Regions from separate parts of the Homo sapiens genome. Here region 2 is linked to region 1. Evidence: chromatin contacts called from ENCODE Hi-C or POLR2A ChIA-PET data. All regions are on one chromosome and are shown on one strand. The core of a region is the stretch at or near the end of the contact, and the rest is flanking DNA. Distances in the headings are between cores, read along the strand shown. Region 1 holds the start of EBLN1 (endogenous Bornavirus like nucleoprotein 1). Region 2 overlaps PIP4K2A (phosphatidylinositol-5-phosphate 4-kinase type 2 alpha).

Evidence for each region. Hi-C counts contacts between places; a loop is a spot of excess contacts on that map. ChIA-PET counts read pairs that join two places held with the same protein, here RNA polymerase II (POLR2A).
Region 2: a loop to region 1 is called in a map of HepG2, with 3 times the contacts of the local background. The contact joins the enhancer-like site here to the promoter of EBLN1 in region 1. A Hi-C loop is called at or near these places in 1 of 168 maps with a recorded cell type or tissue (HepG2). POLR2A ChIA-PET finds 5 or more read pairs at or near these places in 3 of 52 experiments (MCF 10A, OCI-LY7 and WTC11).

Annotation. Positions count from the first base shown.
Region 1 is chr10:22,216,505-22,219,725 of GRCh38, reverse strand. EBLN1 (endogenous Bornavirus like nucleoprotein 1) reads left to right here and starts at 1,711. Exons shown (of 3, transcript NM_001394757.1): 1 at 1,711-1,810.
Region 2 is chr10:22,536,306-22,539,526 of GRCh38, reverse strand. It overlaps PIP4K2A (phosphatidylinositol-5-phosphate 4-kinase type 2 alpha), which reads left to right. Exons shown (of 10, transcript NM_005028.5): 10 at 2,246-3,221. The coding sequence ends at 2,326. Among named protein-coding and RNA genes, the nearest start is that of LINC03027, 100 kb to the right of the region's middle. Within about 2 kb of position 1,531, at least 3 of the 41 ENCODE cell types and tissues checked have a DNase peak (open chromatin) inside an H3K27ac peak, as active enhancers do.

The DNA of each region.
Region 1 (3,221 bases), core at 462-2,961:
GGTTAAATCCTGTTTCACAGGACAATGCTCTGTCTTGATTGACCCTCCTTTATCCAGCCTTATCTTCTACTCACTTTGATCCAACACCAAATATCCTGTCTTGGTTTGTGATGGTATATGTCAGCTCAGTCCTACATCTCCTTTTGAGAGCATCAACTCTTCCCTCTTTCAGCAGGCTGGCTCATGTTATGACTCAACCCTACTCATTTATCTGATGGCTCAAACAGGAGGTAGAAGTGGATCTGAAAGGAATGCCTGTGGCCTTGCAAGGCAGATGACTGCATCATCTTCAAGTGAGCGAGCAGTGCTGGTCTTTAACAGGATGAAGTGGGCCACTTCTATAGGCCCAGAGTCTGGGAGAATGTGGGAATTCAGGATGCCACCATGCCATGCCTTAAGGTCAACTTCTTCCCAACAAGGCCCTCTCCTCATTCAACCTCTTCCGAAGCTCTGTTACTCTTATTGTTGAGGCTCGGGCTTGATTCTTAGCCTCTTTTGGTGTTGGCTCATAGAAGATGAGAATCTCTTTATATGGTGTGGAAGAGGCTGTCTGACTTTGCTGCTTGCCTTTAATTGGTGATTAATTAACCTCAGCCTTTTGTTGTCTTCCTCTAGGGCATCCACTGTTGTCAGCAGCAGCCAATTCCCTAATCCTTGTAATTACCACTTTCTCTAGCTCTCAAAATCCTGATACTGCACCTGCCAGTGCATTCCCTTTTACTGGTATCCAACGCCAGCTCACACCGGGAATGTTTTAATACTTGCACCACTGTCTCATGCCAGAGGTATCCATGCTCCATCTATCCCCAGTGATGGGTCTTCAGTACCTGCCTGCCAGTGGGTGATCTGGCTGTGCCTGCGGTCTCATTTTAAAGCCACTTTCCTAGGATCACTTCCAGCACTAGCTGCTGCAGGTCAGATGCCCGGAGACTCTGAGATTTGCATGTACAGTTTATTGAAGAGTGCTCTCAGAAACAACTCCTTTGAGGAAGCCAGGGAGAAAATAGTACTGAGCAGAGGAAAAAGCCAAACTGAAATGCAGCTGCATCAGTAGCCTCAGCTGGCTCCAGGGGGAGCATTGAGGCTGAAAGAGCATTCAGAGATGTACCAATCCAAGGCACCAGGGCTGGGTCTTTGAATCGCTGCATTGAATTCAGTCATTGGATTGTGGGCTACCCTTGAAGAAGAGACATAAATGTATTGAGGCAACTTCCTTTAACCAAGGTCAATTCCAGAAAATGGATTCAGCTGTGAGCCATCAACAGCCAATAATTACTCCCAGCAACAGCCTTGAACCTGAAGGGGGACTGGGTGAGGGGCCATAGTATCCATGGCACAAGTCTCCTAGGAGTGGTTTCTTTTCTTATTATTTTTCCTTTTATATGTATTATTTCTTCCTGTCTTTTTAGGTCATTGTTGTTGTTTTTTTCTTTTTTGTTACACATTTGCTTTGTATACTTTAATTTTTTAAAAAACAGCAAAGTCATTAAGATTTATATTTAAACGACAGAGATTTTGCTATGCAGTTACATGGTTTGGCTGTGTCCACCTAAATCTCACCTTGAATTGTAATCCCAACTGTTGAGGCAGGGACTGGTAGGAGGTGATTGGATCATGGGGGTGGATTTCCCTCATGCAGTTCTCGTGATGGTGAGTGAGTTCTCACGAGATCTGACGGTTTAAAAGCATCTGGCAGTTCCCCTCGTCCTTGCTCTTTCTCTAGGTCCTGCTGCCCTGTGAGGAAGGTGCTTGCTTCTCCTCCTTCAGCCATGCTTGTAGTTTCCTGAGGCCTTCCCAGCCATGCAGAACTGTGAGTCAATTAAACCTCCTTTCCTTATAAATTACTCAGTCTCGGGTAGTATATTTACAGCAGTGTGAGAACGGACTAATACACCTAGTTACTCCTCTTTACATTATTTTCTAAATAGTCTGTATTTGTTGCTTGCTTTTTGACTTAGAAGTTATTTAGGAGAGACTTAATATTTAACCTTTTTCAAGTGGTTGTTTTTTCCAAAGTTAATTTTACGAATTTATGGTTATATCATGGTGTAGTCAGAGAATGTAGCCAACGTAGTATCTGCTTTTGTCATTTATTACAGTTTTCTGTTTTCCATTAAGTTTTGTTTCCATTTTTCTTGCGTATACCAAGGAAGATAAAAAATAACAATGCAGTTGAATCTGACAAACACATTGGTGTGTAATGAAATGTATGGTGTGCAGGATATACAGAAAAAGCAGAGGATATGTTTTTTCCTCTTTGTCTTTCTTTATATTACCAAAGTTCTTGGCACATAAGAAATGAATATGAGAACAGTATGAAAGTGAAGCAGTTCTCTTTATTCCTTTGTGCCTTCTCATACTGATCAGGGAAAAGAAACCAGGATGATAAGTTTTTGCACTGGTGAAACCCTATCTCTACTAAAAATAGAAAAATTAGCTGGGCGTGGTGGCACGCACCTATAATCTCAGATACTCAGGAGGCTGAGGCAGGAGAATCACTTGAACCCAGGAGGCGAAGGTTGCAGTGAGTCAAGATTGCACCACTGCACTGCAGCCTGAACAACAGAGCGAGACTCCGTCTCAAAACAAAAAAATATATATATACACATACATATATATATAAATAATTTCTGAGTATGTATTTATTGCTTTAAAAATCAAGCAACAGAATTGTTATTGTAATAAGCGTGAGAGGGTTTCCCAGGCAACATTGGATTCTGATTGGCTGAGTCAAGGTAAAATGATGCAGCGCACAAGTTTTGTGTTTTAGACTTGAAGCTCAAGTGTACTTACTTAGTTTTTGATCTCGATAAAATAGTCTTAAGGAAAATCATAAAAAATTTTGATTATGTGGATTTTGGCAAAACAGAGATGGAGTGCACATAGGGCAAGAAGTACTCGTGATTCTTGATTAAACTTCCAGTGTTTTGAAAATCAAGTTAAAATTTCTGAAGATTTATACTCCGTTTAATTGTATTAGCACAATTTATAAATTATTGCAACTTTTCACTAAAATCCTGTCCTTCCTCAGTCTTCATTGTATATGTCTAACCTATATTTTTAGAAGAGTTTTATGTGCCAAACTACCAATGATGAGAATTATATATTTCAAACAAATATTCTAAGTTTTTGAAATAAAACCACAAATAAATTACCTATTGTACATAGAATGTTGCCATCTAGATATTTTTCCAGAAGAGTAGAAAGTATTCTCATTTTGA
Region 2 (3,221 bases), core at 282-2,781, 320 kb before region 1:
AGCATGATTGTCTGCTTAAGACACTTCCCAAGTATACAGGATTAATATTTCTTTTCTCACAGTGAGTTGTATTTTTTCTACTACAGAAATCTCTTGAGTGCAAAATCAAAGTTGCATAATATTACTCACCGTTAATGTTGCTTGATGGGAGTTTTCACTGCTCTAGCCATATGTTAAGCTATTTTATCCCCCATGAGAAGCCTATGAAAGAGATAGTAGTGTACCTGCTTTTGTCAGTTGGAGAAACTGAGGAAAATAGCTTCAGGAGTAACTTGCCAGGGCCTCATAGTAGCAAGTGGCAGAGATGAGATTCCTCCCCCGGACCCAGCCCCCTCCTGGCTCTGTGTTCATGCTCATCCCCTTGCCCTGCCTGCAAACACCTCCTGCCTGGCTGAACTTTACAGCTCGCCAAGTTTCAGGCTTGTATTGCAGGGTGCCATCTTTGTTTTGCAGAGGTCCTGAAAGCCATAGAGCCCACCCCACACAGATGAATGTATTCCCTGGTTTGTTGGCCCTGGAAGAAGAGGTGCTTCCCACAGACTGTGTAGAACTAATGAAGATTCACCAGAACCAAAAACTCACTTGAAACCTCTTCTTTTCTATTTTAAAATAGAAATCAGCCTAACAAACACAGTATTCTATTTGCCAAAGAAATATTTCAGTCACATTGTCGATAGCTATGGTATTCCTGCTGTGTGCAGAGCACAGACTGGGACCTCACCGCCCCCGAGCACGTCAGTAAGCAAGTGTGCCTGGTGGCTTCCCCCCAACAGAAATTTTTGAGTACTCTTTTTAAACAAACATCCGCACCAGGTGCACCACCCCCATTCCGTCATTTCTGAGGCCAGTTCAGGAGGGTGAGGGAGGGGTCTTCAGAAGACTCCATGGTCATTCTGATGCTCACCTCTGGTTGAAAACCATGGAGTGTGGCAAAGAGAGAACTGGCGAGGAATCCTCGTTTGACCCTTCCCACTTGTATGACCTCAAGGGGACACTTTTGGAGCTCCTGTTTTTTCACCTCATACAGAAATCCTACTGCCTTGCTGATGGGGTTTTGCCAGAGATACAAGAGTTGTCTGGACAAATGCTTTGTAAATGTCTGTTCCCATATTATACATCCTGTGAAATTGGAGTGTATCCTAGCCAATATGGCTCCATGTTCATCTCTCCTATCCTAGCCAATATGGCTCCATGTTCATCTCCCCATAAGCCACAAGTTCGCCTCCATAGTGTGCCACACGGCATAAAATCACAGGTAGTTTGCAAGAAGAAAACATTACTGTCAGCAAAGGAACGCTGTGTTAAGCTGCTGTGGGGGACCATTCTCTCTGCATTCAAGCCTGGGCTCCTCCATGCAGCCGAGGCCTGGAAATATTACAAGTTCCCCGGTGAACATGGGTGTCTAAAAACAGCACATGCTCACTTAGCAAAACTCCGTGCTTGCCCTTTGCAGCTCAGGAAACTGGCCAGTGAGTGACTCCCTTGAGTGTGCTGGCCTGCACCCTGCATCTCATCATGGAAAAATCCCTCACCGTGCTTCTGCAGGGGGCCAGGCTTGCTTGCTCTCTGCAGGGCTCAGAAAGGGGAACAGTGGCACCCCTGTGTGCTGCTGCAGAGGGAAGTCAGCTCCTTCCCCCGTGGGCAAGATGGAGCCAGCAGTGTTGTGCCTCACCTGGTTACGGTGCAGGGAATGGGCTGGGGGCAGCTGTCCCAGAACCTGTGGCTGCTGCTGTTGCCCCTCATGTTTGAGCACTGAGCTGGGGGCCTCTGTCCAGAAACGAAGGGGTCCTGAAGAAATCATGCGGTTTTAAGTCATCGTCATTAAGGTTTCCCTTTCGCCAAATGTTGATGTCATTCTCAAGGTGGCTCCAGTCTGCCTTCTTGAAAAGTATAACATAAGTATTGTTTCCGTGACTTCTGAACAATTCCACTCTTTGATAGTAACATCCCAAACGTGGCCTGTTTGATTTTTTTGTGAGTTGCAACAGCCCCGGTGTGTGTGGTAGCATCTGGTGCTCCTGTCGCCCTTTGTCTCATTTGCAGACACAGATTTGTAAGAACCTTGCTTATTCAACCATGAGCGCCAAGATATTTTGAGTGATGTTTTTCAGAGCAGAGACTGCATGGATTTGAAAATTGCTTGCTGTATATTCAGTTGCCATTGGAAATAGCTGTAGATATTGAGTAATAATTTGGGGAAATCATAAACACTATGTCAATATTTCCTTTTTTAAAAACTGCCCAGGCTGGCGCGGAGATCTCCACCGTGAACCCAGAACAGTATTCAAAGCGCTTTTTGGACTTTATTGGCCACATCTTGACGTAACCTCCTGCGCAGCCTCGGACAGACATGAACATTGGATGGACAGAGGTGGCTTCGGTGTAGGAAAAATGAAAACCAAACTCAGTGAAGTACTCATCTTGCAGGAAGCAAACCTCCTTGTTTACATCTTCAGGCCAAGATGACTGATTTGGGGGCTACTCGCTTTACAGCTACCTGATTTTCCCAGCATCGTTCTAGCTATTTCTGACTTTGTGTATATGTGTGTGTGTGTGTGTTGGGGGGGGGTGAGTGTGTGCGCGCGTGTGCATTTTAAAAGTCATAAATTAATTAAAACAGATCCACTTCGGTCAGTATGTGTCCCAACAAAGACCCTTTGATTCCAGCTATGGCCGAATGAATGAGTGAGTGAGTGAGTGAGTGAATGAACACACGTGTGGGGGAGGGGAGAAGGAAGTGCATGATGTCAGGCACCGTGTTGGCATCACACAACAAACTGTGGATCAGTTTTTTTTTTTTTTTTTTTTTTTTGGAGTTGAAAGATGTGAGACAGTATTCAGAATAATGAAGATAATAATGATGATTATTATAATAATGATGATGATTCCAAGGAAAAAACCTACAGCGAATGTTCCATTTCTACCCCGCACGCAGACACTCTCCCTAACACTGATAACCTGAGCCCCCAGCACTGGACGGAAGAATGCTGGCGTCTCCGTGTGTACTGGTTCAGGGTTCTGGCCCCAGCCTTGTCAGGACCCCCTGGTGTCCAGAGCCCCCACCCCTCCCGCAACAAGCAGCTGATGCCCCAGTGATTCTCTATACATTTTTCACCTCGGCCAATATGTCCAGGAAAACTGCTTACTTCTCTTTTCTTGCCTGGAGCCTTCATTGTTCACCCTTACGTTGCAATATAGGAATTAATGCTACAAAATAAAAG